2 separate regions of the Mus musculus genome follow, and region 2 is linked to region 1. The links are chromatin loops, found by intact Hi-C in ENCODE. Cell type or tissue: heart. All regions are shown on one strand. Each heading gives the region's core, and the rest is flanking DNA. Links, peaks and the distances in the headings are about the cores only. Region 1 holds the start of Gm39423 (a long non-coding RNA gene). Region 2 overlaps Pfkfb4 (6-phosphofructo-2-kinase/fructose-2,6-biphosphatase 4).

Evidence for each region. Hi-C counts contacts between places; a loop is a spot of excess contacts. Peaks named below come from ENCODE experiments on the same cell type or tissue, not always from the same donor. Only the 100,000 strongest peaks of a DNase experiment are listed, where the experiment ranks them.
Region 2: it touches region 1 in a loop (7-fold over the local background); 32 of 42 quality-filtered maps call a loop at or near these places.

Annotation. Positions count from the first base shown.
Region 1 is chr9:109,117,498-109,126,089 of GRCm38, reverse strand. It overlaps Plxnb1 (plexin B1), which reads right to left. Exons shown (of 38, transcript NM_172775.2): 38 at 6,175-8,250. The coding sequence ends at 8,146. It overlaps Gm39423 (a long non-coding RNA gene), which reads right to left and starts at 3,453. Exons shown (of 2, transcript XR_871266.1): 1 at 1,763-3,453; 2 at 183-1,493. In heart, for the core only: a CTCF peak has its summit at 3,343 (motif pointing right); DNase peaks (open chromatin) are centred at 2,579 and 7,809; H3K27me3 peaks cover 340 bases.
Region 2 is chr9:108,994,714-109,003,305 of GRCm38, reverse strand. Pfkfb4 (6-phosphofructo-2-kinase/fructose-2,6-biphosphatase 4) reads right to left here. Exons shown (of 14, transcript NM_173019.5): 2 at 4,331-4,447; 3 at 4,097-4,193. Among named protein-coding and RNA genes, the nearest start is that of Pfkfb4, 7.1 kb to the right of the region's middle. In heart, for the core only: no CTCF peak of the experiment used is centred there; DNase peaks (open chromatin) are centred at 2,395 and 4,225.

The DNA.
Region 1 (8,592 bases), core at 202-8,201:
TCTGGGTGGCTGGCACTTAGCAAATGCTTCTCCCCACAGCAAATGATGAGACTTGGGTAACTGGTCTAAGACCTGTGCTGACCTTGGTCTGTCTGTGCTGGAAAGGCTGTGTGAGTTTGCTTGGGGCAGCCTACAGTTCTCTTGGCTGGGCCCAGAGTCAAAAGCAGAGTTGTACAAGTGAATAAAAGCCAACCATTTTATTGAGCTGCCTTGACACTGTGCAAAAAAGTCCCACGTAGGAAGCCATTTAATAGAAAGCAAGATGCTGTGTCCCTTTTTGAGCTCTAGGACCCACAAGGTAGAAGAGAACTGATTCCCTCGAGTTTTCCTCTGACCACAGATGCACTGTGACACTGTGAACACAGCACCATTTTTTTTAAAAAAATCTCTGTTTGCTGATCAATAACAGCGCTCTGGACAGCACCTGAGCTTGCTCTGTGCTGTGACATGTTCTGCCTAGAGCCTGACAGAGCCAACCAGGCAAGGGCCAAGATGATGAATGACAAAGAATTGTATTAATTGATGAGCCAGCTGGTCACAAAATGGCCAGTGAGAGGACAATGCTTCCAGGAAGCCAATTATTTTCTAGAAACAGGTGACTGGAGACAGGGTGGGCGGTGCCTTCCCATGTGTGAAGTCAGTGGCCAGGTATGCAGATGTGACCCTCATCACTGGTCACATGTTTTTCAGTTCTTCAGATCTCAAGATAAAACAGTGATTATTCTTGTCACAATGGTTGTTGTTTGGGGTTATCCTTACTGATGAGGTGGCCATAGTTCCTGGCATATCACACAATGGGCAGGCAAGCTCAGGTGCTGTCCAGAGCGCTGTTATTGATCAGCAAACAGAGATTTTTTTTTTTTAAAAAAATGGTGCTGTGTTCACCTTTAGTCCAAGCAGAGGCCGACAGATCTCTGAGTCTGAGGCCAGCCTGGTGTACAGAGTGAGTTCCAGGACAGCAGGGCTACACAGAGAAATCCTGTCTCAAAAAAAAAAAAAAATCAACAACCAACCAACCAACCCCAACCCACACACACACTTCACCTAATTACTATGGAACAAAAAGGTCAGGTGGAGTTTAATATGAAGAGAGGAGAGAGGCTGAGGGAGAGGGAGAGGGAAAGACAGAGACAGAGAGAGGAGGCAGAGAAGAGAGAGACTGGATTTTAATGTTCTGTTTTGGTTTTAAAATAAGCTTACGATATAGAGGCCTAATGGCAGAAGAGCTCCATATGTAGTTTGTTATAGGGACACTGAGTTTCACCAAGGACCCAGGTCCTATGGCTCCCAGTTTCTGCCCTTCCATCACCACCTTCCACCTTAGGAGGGGCCAGTGTGGAACTTACAGCTTCTGCTCTCTTCCCTTTGCCTTCTCCTCATCTTCCAAGAACCCTGTGTGGAGTGGATCACCCAGCAGGCCTGGCCTCTGGGCATGGAGAGCCAGCAGGTCAGCAGGGCCCCGCTCATCCAACAGCTTTCCTAAGGTGACTTCTCTGGTGAGTAGTTAGGAAATGACTTATATGAGAGGAAGCAGACAGTGAGAAGTCTGTTCTCTCAGTGTGGCCACTGCAGAGTGAAAGCCCACTTTTTATGCTCTTAGTCGATGGTGCTTTCGACCAGGGCACCCTTCCTCCATGGGCAGAGTTTCTGTGTGACCCAAGCCTGCATGCCCACATCACACATACATGTGCCATTACATTTGAACACAAAGAGGAACTTGGGCTGGACTGGGAGGAAGTGTCACTCTGCATGGGACATGTACCTCCATGGGTGTGAGGCATGCAGGTATGCTGGCTTTTGCATCTCTGGAGAGTCTATGCCATGTTCTGACTGAATTCTTTGGCCCTGATATGAAGCTATAGACGGAGAACTTGTCTTCCACAGCCTGAAGCTTGGTGTTGCACTTGGATCCCAACCTGGAGAGATGGCATTGAGTCACTACTAGCCTGAAAGCTGAAATGTCCCCGGTTCTCCTGGTACAATGCGTGGCTCCTCCCAAGAGCCAGGGATGAGGGGAAGGGAGGGACCTGGAAGCCAGGATGCTTGGAGCCAATTCTTGCTATGGCTGGAACCATGGCCTTGCATAGAAATCCTGCTAGACACTTATGGGTGGGTGTGAGAGGGAGCATAGTAGGTGCTCAGGTTGTTGCACCATTTGCTTTCCACCCTCCTTGGTATTGTAGAGCTGACCTTGATGACAGGAAGACTTTCCAACACTGGCGCTTACAGGAAATATTGAAAGAGAAAAACTGAAAGTCTGGCCAGTGGGAAGAGCAGCCTGGGTCGTTATTTCCCAGCATCCCCTTCTCTTAGCCACCTCCCTCCTAAGGTGCAGTGCCTAGGTGCCATCCCTCCTTCAGTGGCAGTCTTCCAGCATCCCAGCTGCCTGCCCTTGTCCCATCAAGCTCAAGGCTGGTGGAGCAGCTCCATCTCTGAAACGTTGAGATCTGGAGTGATGACAGCTCTAATTCATATCCCACCCACTGGCTTCCCTAATGCCCGTCATCTGTTAAGTAGGGCTCTGGACAACCTCCTCGTTCCTGGTATACGGCATCAGAGCCCTGCCTGGACCTGGGCCAACCCAGTACTTCCTGTTTTCCCATTATATCTTTCCAGATGCCAGCTTAAGATGTAACAGCCAACAAGAATGGCCCCTGCTGTGTGCCAGAATGATGTCTGTCTTCCCTGAAGACACCCAGCCACTCAGGGGAGTGGAATTGGAATCCAGGTCTCCTACCATTGCAGGGCTCTGGTCACTCTGCGATCCAGGGCTTGGGCCTTGTGTCTAGGGAGTCGGCTGTCAAGCCTGGGGTGAATAAGGCTCCATAAGAGAGGTCTCAATCCTCCTGGTGCAAATGCTCACTGTGGCAGCAAGGTCACCTGGCACCACTGATCTACCAAATCACAAGCCTGAGCTGAGGGCAGGGTGTCAGCTTCCCTGACCCCTACAGCCATAGTAAGTACTGCCGGCTCTACGAACTGTGGCCTGTCTTGCAGGCAACTGGCCTCTGGAAAACTCCCACCCTTACAACACTTTGCAATTACCAGCACTGTTGGGAACACCTACAATGGTTTTCCTACTAGTCACTCACTGTTACACTATCATTTTCTGTCTTTAAATGTAGCTCACGCTCAACCCAGATTTGAGAGCTAAGCTTCAGCACTACAGTCCATTATATTTTTCAATTATGCATAGATGTGTCTGCATCAGGTGCTCACAGAGGCCAGAGGCCTCACATCTCCAGAAGCTGGAGTTAGATAGTTGTAGTCCTAATATGGGTGAGGGGGACTCAAAATATGTCGGGAGATAGGTAAATCCTTTTGATTTCAGGAGCATTAGTTCCACACTGTGGCCAGAAGATGGCAGTAAGAAGCCAGGCACCAAGATATAAGATACAATTTGCTAAACACATGAAACTCAAGAATGAAGACCAAAGTGTGGACACTTTGCCCCTTCTTAGAATTGGGAACAAAACACCCATGGAAGGAGTTACAGAGACAAAGTTTGGAGCTGAGACAAAAGGATGGACCATCTAGAGACTGCCATATCCAGGGATCCATCCCATAATCAGCTTCCAAACGCTGACACCATTGCATACACTAGCAAGATTTTGCTGAAAGGACCTAGATATAGCTGTCTCTTGTGAAAATGCCGGGGCCTAGCAAACACAGAAGTGGATGCTCACAGTCAGCTATTGGATGGACCACAGGGCCCCCAATGGAGGAGCTAGAGAAAGTAACCAAGGAGCTAAAGGGATCTGCAACCCTATAGGTGGAACAACAATATGAACTAACCAGTACCCCCCGCCACCCCCCAACCCCTCGCCCCCCGGAGCTCGTGTCTCTAGCTGCATATGTATCAGAAAATAGCCTAGTCAGCCATCAGTGGAAAAAGAGGCCCATTGGTCATGCAAACTTTATATACCTCAGTATAGGGGAACGCCAGGGCCAAGAAGTGGGAGTGGGTGGGTGGGTGGGGGAGTGGGTAGGGGAGCGTGTGAGGGACTTTTGGGATAACATTGGAAATGTAAATGAAATAAATACCTAATTAAAAAAAAAAAAAAAAAAAGAAGCAGCCAGGCACCAGCAGGAGGACAGTGCATCCCTGTACTGGCAGATTCTCTGGAATACATAGTCACAGGAACAGGTCAGCTGGATAATCCTTGCACTTGCAGCCAAGACATTTCCTTTCAAACATCACACTGATACCCTTCATAATCTATCATCCTTAAGATTTTGTTGAGAAATTCTCTCTCTTTACCCTTGGGGGCCTGGAATTCACTGTGTAGACCAAGCTGGCCTTGAACTTCCAGTGATCCTCCCACCCTGGCCTCCCAGGTACTCAGATTACAGGTGGGCACCACCGTGCCTAGCAAGGACAGAAAACTTTTTACAAGTTAATGAGCTGAGCAGTGCTTGTGCCTTTGATCTCAGCACTGAGGAGGCAGAGGCAGGTAGATATGTGAGTTTGAGGCCAGGCTGGTTTATGTGGCAAGTTCCAGGACAGCCAGGGCTACACAGAGAAACCCTGTCTCAAAAAACAGAAACAAACAAAAATTAATGTTTTGCCTTCATGTGTGTGCATCATGTATGTGCCACAGAGGCCCAAAGAGCATATTGGATCTCCTGGGCTTGGAGTGGTACATAGTTGTGAACTATCACATAGTAGAACTATCACACGTAGATGTGTATCATATGTGTGATGGGAATAAAACATGGATCCTTTGTAAGAATATCCAGTGCTCTTAACTGCTGAGCAGGAAACAGATCCAGCTAGGCCTGGTGGCATGGAGCTGTAATCTCAGCATTTGAGAGGCTGAAGCAGGAAGATTACTGTAAAAGCCAGCAGAGACCCTTTCTTGAAAAGTCTACATATAGATTTAAGAATTTGTATAGACTTGTAATCACGTACATTCGTAGCACGGGAGAGTAGGTATACAGGAGTCAAGTGCCCACAGAGGCCAGAAGGCATCACATGCCCCAGAAATGGAATTACAGTTGTGAGCCACTAGATGCGGGTGCCTGAGAACTGAACTCAGGTCCCATGGAGGAGCAAATGCTTTCTAGCCACTGAGCTGTCTTTCCGGCCCTGTATGTTTGAGACAGGGTCTCTGAAAAGGGATGAAGCCGTGGACCCGTGCTTTAGGTGGCCGAGGTGGTTTGTTTGCATGTGTGCTTTTTACCGTGTTATCCTACAGGAGCCTGGCAATGCAGATACTGTAGGCCTTACTGCCAACAGAAGACAAGACAGACCTCTGCCGTGCTGTGCCCCAGGGTAGCCCAGTCCCTCTGAGCCTCAGTCAGCAGGCCCCTAGGGTGTTGTTGCCCATTGCCAGGGTTCCAAGTGTCTTCCAAAGCGATCGCAGAGCTAATCAGCATAGCACAGCTGTAACAGCCACAGACACCCTTCTTCCATTTAAAACAACAATGAGGGCTGGAGAGTCAGCTCAGCGGTTCCGAGCACTGGCTGCTCTTCCAGAGGTCCTGAGTTCAATTCCCAGCAACCACATGGTGGCTCACAACCATCTGTAATGGGATCCAACCTTCTTTGGGTGTGTCTGAAGACACTGTACTCACATAAAATAAACAAACCTTAATATATATTTCCTTCCTTTAAAAAAAAAAAAAAACACTATACAGTGTGCTGGGTGTGGTGACGCACACCTTTAGTTCCAAAGCTCAGGAGACAGAGCGCTGTGAGTTCAGTGTCAGGCTGGTCTACACAGCAAGCTTCAGGCCAGCCAGGGAGAAATAGAATCCCTGTCTCATAAAGAATTTTTTTTGTTTTGTTTTTTTGTTTTTTCTCTGTGTAGCCCCAGCTGTCCTGGAACTCACTCTGTAGACCAGGCTGGCCTCAAACTCAGAAATCCGCCTGCCTCTGCCTCTGCCTCCCGAGCGCTGGGATTCATACGTATCTAATCATCTGGACAGTCACCCAGCGTTTAAAGTGGCGGGGGGATGAGAAACGTGGGACCTTAGCACACTATCACACTTTGTGGGAAACAATGAGGGCATACCTTTGCAAAGTGAGAGTGAAAAGGGGGAGAGACTGAGCAAACTGTATTACAAACAGTCTATATTGAAACTGGCCGGGCCCCAGGTGAGCCACCGCCAAGTCCTGTTGGCACTGGCCTTGCCACCCTCAGCCGTGGCAATCGAGTGAAGACTTAGCTTCCTCTCTGAAGTGGTAACATTTTTATTTTCATGACATCTTCTATCACAGTGTTCTGTGAGGGTGAGACAGGAGTGACTCAGAGCACGTTCCATACTCGCCCATCCCATGAGCACACGCCCAAGCACGCAGGTACACGGCCTTCCTCTGCAGGAACCCTTACCGCCTCAGAGGACTCCCAAAGACTGCAGAAGCTCAAGCCTGGAGCAGAGGTGTGTCTCTGTCACCATCCCTGCCATGTTGACTTAAAAGGTGCCTCCCTTCCTGTATCTGTCTGAAGTCTAGCCAAGACCTCATTCCCCCTGTCAGCCCTGTTCTCTGAGACTGTCAACAACATAGTTGGTCGGAGTAGCCACTGGGGGAGGCAAAACCATTCTGCGTGAGGATAAAATCTGAACTAAGACAACTATCATTAGTACTAAAGTTCACATGCTCCCAAAAGAGGGCCTGACTGCTGGCCGTCTGTGACTGTGGTTCCCCACATCTGGCAGGCATGGGGAAGATGGGATCTGACAGAAATAGTCACTGTGATTACCCCTGGCATGAAAACCAAAATGGCTCCTGCGATCTTGAAGACAAAGATTCTAAAAGACAGCAAGAAGGGACTCTTGGAATTGTATCAGCCCATGTCTTCAAACACTTGGGGAAGAGCTTGAGGTTGGCCAGATCACTGGCTATACACATGAGCCAAGGTGGAGCTCTCTGAGGATGCCACGACCCTTGCCTGGTGAAGCCAATGGCATTCTCAACCGCCAGCTGCCAAGTGCACCACAGTACCATGGTCTTGAAGCTCACTTGTAGCTTCTAACAGGAAAATACCACAAGGTAGCTACTACACAGGCAGGTGAGTAGCTCTGAGCTCCTGCCTCAGGTACCTTAACATGGACAGCAATGTGGAAACTGGAATCCAGAAACAGGGTCATGGACCTGAGACCCACACTGCCTGGAATCGCCTTTAATAACGCCATACTTCCCCAATTCTTTTAAAAATTCATGGAACATGAATGGCAAAGTTACCACGACCTGCAATCAAGGTGGACCCCTTAAAGATGGGGGACAGAACCCCACATCTCAGGCCCCAACTCTCCCTGAGCCTTATTGTGCTTTAAGTTCTCCTTTCTGGGGAGTGTTGCCTCTGGCAGACCCTACCTAGGAGCCGGAGAGAGCTTGCCAACCTCATGGTGGCCTTCCGTGGGTGTCAGGGGACCCTTCAGAGCACGATGCCCACATCTCCCAGCAGCTGCCAGTTCTATCTTAGCAGAGGGGCTGGTGAGTCCATACCATGTGTTATCCTTTAATGAAGAGCTATAGCATCAATGGGTCACTGCTCTCCCCAAGGCTCCCCTGAAGCAGCTGTCCCTCCCCACCAGCCACCTGGAAGACAGGGTGGTCCTGAGGCACCAACCCTGCTGAGGCAGCAGCAGCCTAGAAATGCATCTCTTTCTCTCTCTCTCTCTCTCTCTCTCTCCCCCCCCCCTCTCTCTCTCCTGGGAATTGGCAACAGGGAACAAGGACAAAGGAAGCGAAACTTGAGGTCAAGGAGGATGGATGAAGAAGACAGGAAGTGGGCGGGCGGGTTCTCTTCCTTCCTCTGTGATTCCCAATGGGACATAGGTCAGTGCTCAAGAACAGTACAGTCTCCCCAGGGGCCTGGAGGGCCTACCAGACATTCTCTGGAAACCTTAAGTCCCCAGCTCCCTGCAGGCTGGCGTCACCCAGGAAGTAGGTCAGAGAGTCACCAGGCTTGGGGCAGGCCTAGCACTACCCACTGAACCACTAGGTCCCAGGCCTACAAGGCAGGTCCAATGGGGCTGAGGCTATGAGCTGGTGCCACCAAGAGACTGGGAGCCACCTTTCATTAAACTCTGCTTGTCAGTCACTACAGGCATCTACGAAGGTGGTGGCCTCTCCCTTGAGATTCCAGGGCTGCCCAGGAGGTACAGAGACAACAGCAGGCAAAGACTCCCTGGTCCTTATAGATCCGTGACCTTGTTTTCCACAGCAGCGGCGATCTGCTGGAGCCGGTAGCCCAGCTGCATCTTCTGGGCAGTGCCATCCTCCTCCAGGGCAGTGATGATCTGAAAGGCAGGACCAAGAGAATCAGAGGAGACTTATCTGGTCACCACAGATAGCATTTGGGCAGGGTAGTCAATGGGAATTCAGTGACTAAAGACATAGTGGTGAGGCTGACTGTAGGTCTCACTGGTGAGGGTGAAAACAGAACAGTCGCCTGGGTTGTTTTCTAGGGTGTTTGAGGCATGGTCTCAGTATAGCCTAAAACTCGAACTTCCTGCCTCTCCAGTGTTGATACAGTTGAGCACCCACACGCAGACGTTCAAGAACAGGCTGCCAGGGAATGACACTCGCCACTCACCACCTAATGCTCTTTCCTCACCACGCTCATTTTGTGTAGAAGCCAG
Region 2 (8,592 bases), core at 309-8,308, 120 kb after region 1:
CTTTAAAAAAATGTTTTTAAGGGGCTAGAGTGATGGCTTAGTGGTTAAGAGCACTGGATGCTCTTTCAGAGGACCCAGGTTCAATTCCAGCACCCACATGGCCGCTCACAAGCACCATAACTCCAGTTGAGGGAATCCAGCACTCTCTTCTGACCTCAGAGGACACCAGGCATGTATGTAGAGCACATGAAGTCACAACACTCACACATATAAAATAAAGGATAAAAAACATTTTTTAAAAAAGTGTTTTGCCAAAATGTCTGAATTCTGCGTCTAGAAAACGAGCACTGCTGGCCCATTTTCCGACCAGCCTGCAGGTCAGTATGTTCTGGGCTAAGCTTGGCAGCTGTTCTGACTGTGGATCTACTGTGGAGGAGGAATCCCAGGGCCTCAAAGAAAATGCCAGGAGAACATCTTAGGGGCCTGCGTGCACACTCATGTATGAGTGTACACATACACTTGTGCTTGCATGTCTCTGTGTGGGCATGAATGTACTGTACCCATGTATGGGTTTGCAAGTGTGCCGGCGTGTGTGAGAGCCCCCTGGACTCTTGCTGGATGAACTGAGAGATCCTGTGGGACTCCAAGGAGACAGCTTCCATGCTGGTTCCTGTGGACTTCACGCCATGAGCCTTCCCTTTCTGTCAGTTTGCTGTAGTGGACCTTAGCCGTGAGTCCTGGGAAGTCGGCAAACCTGAAGGGAGTCTTAGGGTCCAAGTGTGCTTGGTGTGCAGATGTAAACAAAGGCTGAGCACGTGTGTACGACTCAGTATCACACCCTCAAAAATGAGCCCAAGTGAAGATTCCCACGTGTGCGTACACACTCTCACAGACAGTGTGGCCATATGTGCTCAGGGGTTGTGCATGTATGTGAACATGCCCATGTGCGCATATGGTATATAGTCTCATGTGTATGTAGATATGTGCATATAAAGTATACGCATGAGGTTATATGTCCATGGTATACACAGGGAGCTCATGTACGGTAAGAAAACAGGATAGGAATGTGCCTGGTGGGGTGTGTGTACATACATGTGCCTGTATAGATGCATATATGAGCCAGCACAAACTTGTTTACACCTTTGTCTTACGTGATTTTGTATATTTGAATGTTATGTAGCTTTTGAGACCTCGACAGTGGGTGTGCGGATAGAAAATCGCCCCTTTCTTCTCCTTCTCAGACTTCCCATTTTTAAGACTTCTGGTGTGCTCCCCGCCCCCACCCCCGTGGCAAATGCCTGTAATCCCAGCGCTTGGAAGGTGGAGACAAGAGAGTCGGAAGTTCAAAGTCATTCGTGGCTATGTAGTAGGTTCAAGGCCAGCCTGAGCTCCTGTGTGGCATCGATCTCAAAACAAAACAGAACAAAAATTCCTTCTGCCTGGCCTGAAGGTGAAGCCAATCTATCAAAAAGGCCCTGGTTCAATCCCTGGTACTGCAAACAACAACAAAGGAAAAGCCAGAGCAAAATAAAAACTACTTCTGGTCCTTTTTTTTTTTCCAACTCCTTAGAAGAAAAACTGGGATGGTCCGTGGAAATTGGCCCTGTGGCCCAGTGGCTAGATTCAGGCTTTAGGTGTAGAACAAAAACAACAGGACTGTCTGTCCCATCCTCTGCCAGAGGCTCCTGTGTCCCTGCAGGTGACCTCGGGTTAGTTCCTCCCACCTCTCTGTCTGGGTTTCTCATCTGAATTACTCCCCACATGCTGGCCTCTCAGGAGCCCCAGGGAAACCGCTGGCAGCTGGGGATACCGACACCACAAACACTACATCCCCACACGCTACTCCTCTAATTCAGACTGAATGGCCCCAAACAGTGTTAACCCATCCTAAGCTCAGATGCACACCTGGGAAGGCACCACCACTGAGCAAACGGGGCCTACGCCTTGGCAATGCTTTAGATTTTGCACCTGAGATGTTGACCTATTAGCCATGAGATATTTAGGTGAGTGGATGATGGGAAGTTGTTGTTGTTGTTGTTTTGTTTAATTGATTGGTTTTGGGTCTTTTCAGACATGGCCTCATGCTGCCCAAGCTGGCCTTGAAGTATGTAATGGATTGCTAACCTTAAACCTGACCCTCCTGCCTTCACCCCCTAACTGCTGGCACTGTAGGCACGGACCTCCAAACTCAACAGTTACTTCAAATGTGAAGAAACCTGTACAGAGTATATGAGACTCTTGGACTTTGTGAGCCTCAGTTTCCTTGCCTATAAAATGGGGACAACGGATATCAGCCACCAAGCATGCAGTAGATCCAAACATCAATACATCTCCTAGCCTCCAGTCTTACCTAAATGTCAGACCCCTTCTGGGTGATTTCCCTGTCTCACCCCTATGACTCAAGAGCAGAGGAAGCAGATTTAAGTACACAGTGGGGTGCGCCTGCCCCCTGGTGGCCATAGGGAGAATAGGTAGTAGCCTAGTGCACAGCTCCAGGTCAGAACTGCGAGGCTGGACTTGATTTGAGAAAGTCACTACTACTGTCCTACCAAGATGCAGAGGCAAGTCTGCCACCACAGCTGACAAGGGGCTTGTGGTGGTAAGTGACTGTCAAGCTGACACAGCCTTAGAGTCACCTGGAAAAACTCTCCATGACAAACTGTCCGCATCAGGTGGGCCTGTGGGCATGTCTATGAGGGATTTTAAAAAAATATTTATTTTTATGTGCACTAGTGTTTTGTTTGTATTTTAAGTCTGTGTGAGGGTTTCAGGTCCCCTAGAACTGGACTTACAGACAGTTATGAGCTGCTGTGTGGGTGCTGGGAATTGAACCTAGGTCCTGTGGTAGAGCAGTGTTCTTATCCACTGAGCCATCTCTCCAACCTTTGATTTCTTTTTTCTTCTTCTTTTTTTTTTATTAGGTTAACTGAAGTGGGAAAACCTGCCTTGACCATGTGGGTGACACCCTATGGTGACCTGGTCCCTGAACCGTATTTAAGAGTGAAGAGCAAGCTGGGCAGGCAGGCAGGCACACACTTATCACCTCTCTGTTTTGAGCTGCGGGTGTGACCAGCTGCTTCTGAGTCCCGCCTTGACCTCTCTCGGTGGACTGCAGTCTGAACCAGTAAACCAAACCCACCTTTCTCCCCTATGCTCTCTCTTATGCTTTTGTCTAGTGTCTTACCACAGCAGCAGACATGAAGATAGAACAAGGCTTATTTCTGTTGTTATTTAGAGACGGGTCTCACTATGTAGCCCTGGCTATCTGGAACTCACTATACAGACCAGGCTGTCCCTGAACTCAGAGAGATCTGTCTGCATCTGTCTCCCAAGTGATAGGATGAAAAGTATGCACAGTCATGCCCAGCAGGACACAACTCTACGAGCATCCCACCAGCCCTTCCAATAAGGACATTTCATCACTCTTCAAAACATTACGCCTTAATTGGGAGGGGGACAGAGATCGTGAGTGTCAACTACTCATTCCACAGCATCCAAGCCATGTTAGACTAAACCCAAGGCCTGGCTGGCACATGCCAAGAACATGCCAAGCACATGCCAAGAACATGCCAAGCATAGGACAAACATACTCCAGTACTGGTGAGAGTGCCCATCTTGGGACAGAAAAGAAATAATAATATGCATCTTCTAGGGTAGCCTGGAGTAGACAAACAGGACCTCCATGTCATGCGATGGTCCCAGACACGTCCTGGGTAAGCCTCGCCTTTCCCTGAAGCCCCTTCCTTCCCATAGAATGTCCTTACCAAAGGTCCTTAACACTGGGGCAGGGAAGGGACAGCCATCAGGAGGCTACACACAATTTCTCCCTAAACCCATTATATGCCAAACTCTCTACAACCTGAGAGGTTAAGAAGCCAGACCTACAGCTGGGCATGGTGGCACACACTTTAATCCTAGCATTCCAGAGATGGCAGCAGGACTCGGCTCTGAGGTTCCAGGCCCTGTCACACAGCATCGAGCCAGCCCCGGCACCGAGCCAGCCCCAGCAGGCAGTCACTGCACTGAGTAACTGCAGCTCAGGAGCATTCAGAGTTTGAGAGAGGAGGAACTTCTTAGCAAATGGGTTGTAACTTAACCAAGCCTTCTCTAGGGCAATGCCCCACCCTCACTCCTCCCCCACCCTCACCACACTTACTTCCTGATTTTCAGGCCTTCTTCATTGTCTGGGAGGAAAAACTCAAAAGATTTGTACGTCTTGACTATGTCCCGGCGATACTGACCAACGTTGAATTCTGGGGGGGAGGAGAGACAGGTCAGGAACCCTACCAATCCCTGCCCAGGACTCTTCCCTGGGTCCTGACCACCACCCAGGCTGGCTTCTCTCTTTCCCTGCCTCCACAGTCCTCCCATGATCCCCTTGGAGCCTCACCCCGAGTAGGCACGCCAATCCAGTTGAGGTACCGCGTCAGCTTCTTAGAAATGTAGGTCTTGCCCCGGGCTGGCAGGCCCACCATGACAATGAGTGTCGGACAGTTAGTCATGCAGACTGGAAGGCAAGCAGCACTGTGATAGTTAATGTGGATTGTCACCTTGGTGGGATTTACAGTCACCATGGAAACAAGTGTCTGGGCTTTTCTATGAGGGAGTTTCTAGTAGGTTAGCAGAGATAGGGAAAACCTGTCTTAAATGTGGGCAGCCAGCATGTGGGCAGGGGGCCTGGACTGAAAGCAAACAAAAACCAAGGAAAGATGAGCAACAGCGCTCATCCATCTCTCTGCTTCCTCACCGTGGCTGCCATGTCGCCAGCCACCTTAAGCTTCTGCCGCGCAACTTCCTTGCCATGATGGTCTGTCCCCTTGACTGTGAGCCAGAAAAAACATTTTCTTCCTTAAGGTATGTTGTCACAGCGACAAGGAGAGCAGCTAGTTTCAGGCACATGGCCACAGGCTGTTGGATCACTAAGTCTCCCTCTCGACCGTGTTGGATCAGCCTCTGGGCACAGGATTGGTACCAGCTGTACGTCCCTGGCTTCCTGGCATCAGACAGCCCCCTAAGAACCCCCAGAGCCAGTCTTAGGCTGACATTTGCTCTGTTCCCAAGACTCTATGGGCTCTGGAACCTCACCGGCCGCTCTATCACAAAGCACACATCGGTATGTATACAAGGCACAGGCCAGCAATTGGACATTCTTAGGGAGCTGTCCATTGCCCAAAGGACAGAGCCAAAGCCTGCCCCTCTCACACAGGAATCCATATCCTAATCTCCATCTACCTCATTTAACAATGTGCCAGTTCCACCGTGGTCTCCTGGTCTCCTCCTTCAAGCCAAGCAGTGGTGGTGCACGCCTTTAATCCCAGCACTTGGGAGGCAGAGGCAGGTGGATTTTTGAGTTCGAGGCCAGCCTGGTCTACAAAGTGAGTTCTAGGACAGCCAGGGCTATCACAGAGAAACCCTGTCTCAAAAAACCAAAAACAGAAAAAAAAAAAAAAAAGTCTCCCTTCAACCTGTCCTTTTCCAAGAGCACCTGCACACGAACCTGGGGCATTTTCACCCCTTATTTGGTCACCTCACTAATGACTACAACTCTAGACTGATTCCTTGGAGTAGCCGTTATTAGTGACTGTCCACCAAGCCAAGCAACTACCAGCTGTGCCTAGGTTTGTTGTTTATATCCCCTCGTGGAAGTGTGAGCAGGGTTGGGAGACCCTCACCGGAGTATCCGGCTACACACTACCACCTGCTGTGTGTAAGGACCCCTCACCTATGTTCTGTAAGGAGGTCCAGTCAACTCATCAGCTTAGACTGAACTTGTGGAGCTGTGCCTCCGAAGGCCACTGGGACATTAGGAAGAGGGGTAGAGCTTGTTTGAATCTCCCCCAGGGAAGGATTTAACCACACTATCCCTGCAGTGCCCCAGCCACCCATGGCCCTGGCCCAGCACCGATGTGCAGTAACTAGGAGCAGGGAGACAAGAAGTACATCAAGGTGAGGGTCACATGGGACTGAAGCAGAGGCCCAACAATGACAATCCTCTTAATAGTCTGCTCATCTCCATTTTACATGCTACCAAGTCGGGATGTCAATCAGAGAAGTTGCCAAGGCTGGAGGCAGGGAAAGACCTGTTCACAGCGTCCCTGCGCTTCAGCTGCCTGGGACTGATGACCAAGCAGCAGGAGAGCTTGTGACTCAACTCAGCTTCCAAAGTGACCAAATGTGACCCCATCCTAGTCACAGGAGCCTTCTTTTTCATCACCCATAGGACCAGGGACAGTAAAACCAGAGGAGATGGTTGGGCGGTGGTGGCTCATTCCCTTAATCACACAGCACTTGGGAGACAGAAGCAGGAAGATCTTTCTGAGTTTGAGGTCAGCCTGGTCTACAGAGCGAGTTCCAGGACAGCCAGGGCTATTAAACCAAACCAAACCAAACCAAACCAAAAAGCCCATAGGGGACAGACTGCTAAGCAGATGTGGTGAGCTGTCCCTGCCTCTCCTCTGTCCACTTAGTTGCCCTCCTTTGCCAGACTATAAAGAACCCCCTTAGCTGTCTCTCTAGAGCACAGAGCTCAGGGACAGCTCTACCTGGTGTCAGCAATCAGGCAAGCTTCCATCCCTGTTTTGAGTCTGGCACCTTCTGGCAACTCTAAGTCTTGCCCTCACAGCATGATTTAGCACTTTCCCCAAGGAAAAGCTGGAGCTTGCCTGGGAAGCTGCGCCCTTCGCCTTGCTCCAGCAGCATCCTGGACTATGGACACAAGCGAACTTCAGCCCCAACGACACTCAGGTCAAGGGATGTGGGCGGCATCATTCCTGTGCATGATCCAGACATGGAACCCCCGGGGGGGCGGGAAGGAGACGTGGGCTGAAGCAAAAGGGAGGACACTTGCAGAGTAACCTCAGTATTGGCTAAGGTTAGAAGAAACCAACGGAGTTAAGCAAGGCCCTGCCTCCTCCTCAGGCCCAGCAGACTTCTGGAGTCTGTTATTTGCACAATTCCTGCCCAGGCTGACAAGGAGTGCTGAAGCAATTTAAAGAGAGTATATCAGGGGCAATCCATCCGCCTGTCCCTACCGATGGACACCTACACACACATACACACTACTGCTCCCTCAGGGGCAGTACTGAGGCACTGTATCTAATCTTCACACCTGTCCTAGAGTTTCTGTTGTTGCGATGAAACACCGTGACTAAAAGCAACTTGGGAGGAAAGAGTTTATCTGACTGACACTTCCATATCACTGTTCATCACTGAAAGAAGTCAGGACAGGAACTCAAACATAGCAGGCACCTGGAGGCAGGAGCTGACGCAGAGGCCTCGGAGGGTGCTGTTCACTGGCTTGCTCATCATGGCCAGCTCAGCCTGCTTTCTTATAGCAGCCGGGACCACCAGCCCTGGGATAGCCCCACCCACAATGGGCTGAGCCCTCCCCCATCAATTACTAATTAACAAAATGCCCTACAGGCTTGCCTGCAGCCTGATTTTCCAGAGGCATTTTCTCAGTTGCGGCTCCCTCCTCTCAGATGACTATAGCTTGTGTCAAGCTGACATAAAAACTAGACAGCACGACATCTATTTTTCCAGAGTAGACCTGGGCCTCCTCCCACAGTCTCTGGTGACAGTGCCCCTGTTCCCCTCTCCCATCAACCCACAAGGTGGGCAGTCAGGGCAGCAGATTGGATCTGGGCACAAAACAAGGCAATAAATTGGTGATCACCTCTGCTCCTTAAGATAAGCTTCCCAGCAAAGAAACAAAGCAAACCAAAGTTCAAGAGCATTCGTGGCAGCCCTGCCTACAACAGCAAGATGTGGAGATAGGCCCTCGAGGGAAGAAATTATTATACACAGGGCAGAACCAGGGGGGACACTGCAGACCTTGAGAAAAGTGAGAAAAGGTGGGGTCTGCAGTCAGACGCTAGCCCTGGGCCCATAAGGACTCCAACATCTGGTAGCCAGCACATAACACCACACACAGAAAGAAGGAAGTCAGAAGACTTCCTGTCAACTCAGCCCTCTCTGCTTACTTTTTCCATATATTTACTGAAGGCCACAGAGCCTCGGAGCCTAGAGGCCTGAGACATCTGTGGCAATGGAGAGCTTATACCTGCCCACCTACTTCCAGGCACTTCTGCCAAAGGCACAGCCACAGTCCCTGGAGTGAATTCCAGGTAGACACCTGAATTGACTACACCTGTTTCCCGCATCTTGACCACACTGAGGAAGGAAGAACTCTTCAAAATTAAGCAACATCACATGACAGTCCCACTCAGGGGACAGAAGTTGACTCTCCAGGTGCCCTGTGCATACACACAAATCCTGTCACATCTCAAGTCACTAAAAGAAGCCATCAGAAAACAAGACTCGGGGCTGCAGAGATAGCTCAGTAGTTAAAACCGCTTCTTCTTAGCCTGGTGTTGAGGCACACGTCTCTTTAATCCCAGCACTCTGGGGGCAGAGGCAGGCGCATCTCTGTGAGTTCAAGGCCAGCCTGGTCTACAGAGAGAGTTCCAGGCCAGCCAGGGCTACACAGAGAAACGCTGTCTTTCAACAACAAAGCTCTTGCTCTTGCAGAGGACCAGGGTTTGGTTCCCAGCACCCACAGAGGAGCACAAGGGTCCAGAACTCTAGTTCCAAGGGATCTGGTGCTGCCTTCTGACCTCTACGGACATTAGGCACACACACAGTTCACAGACC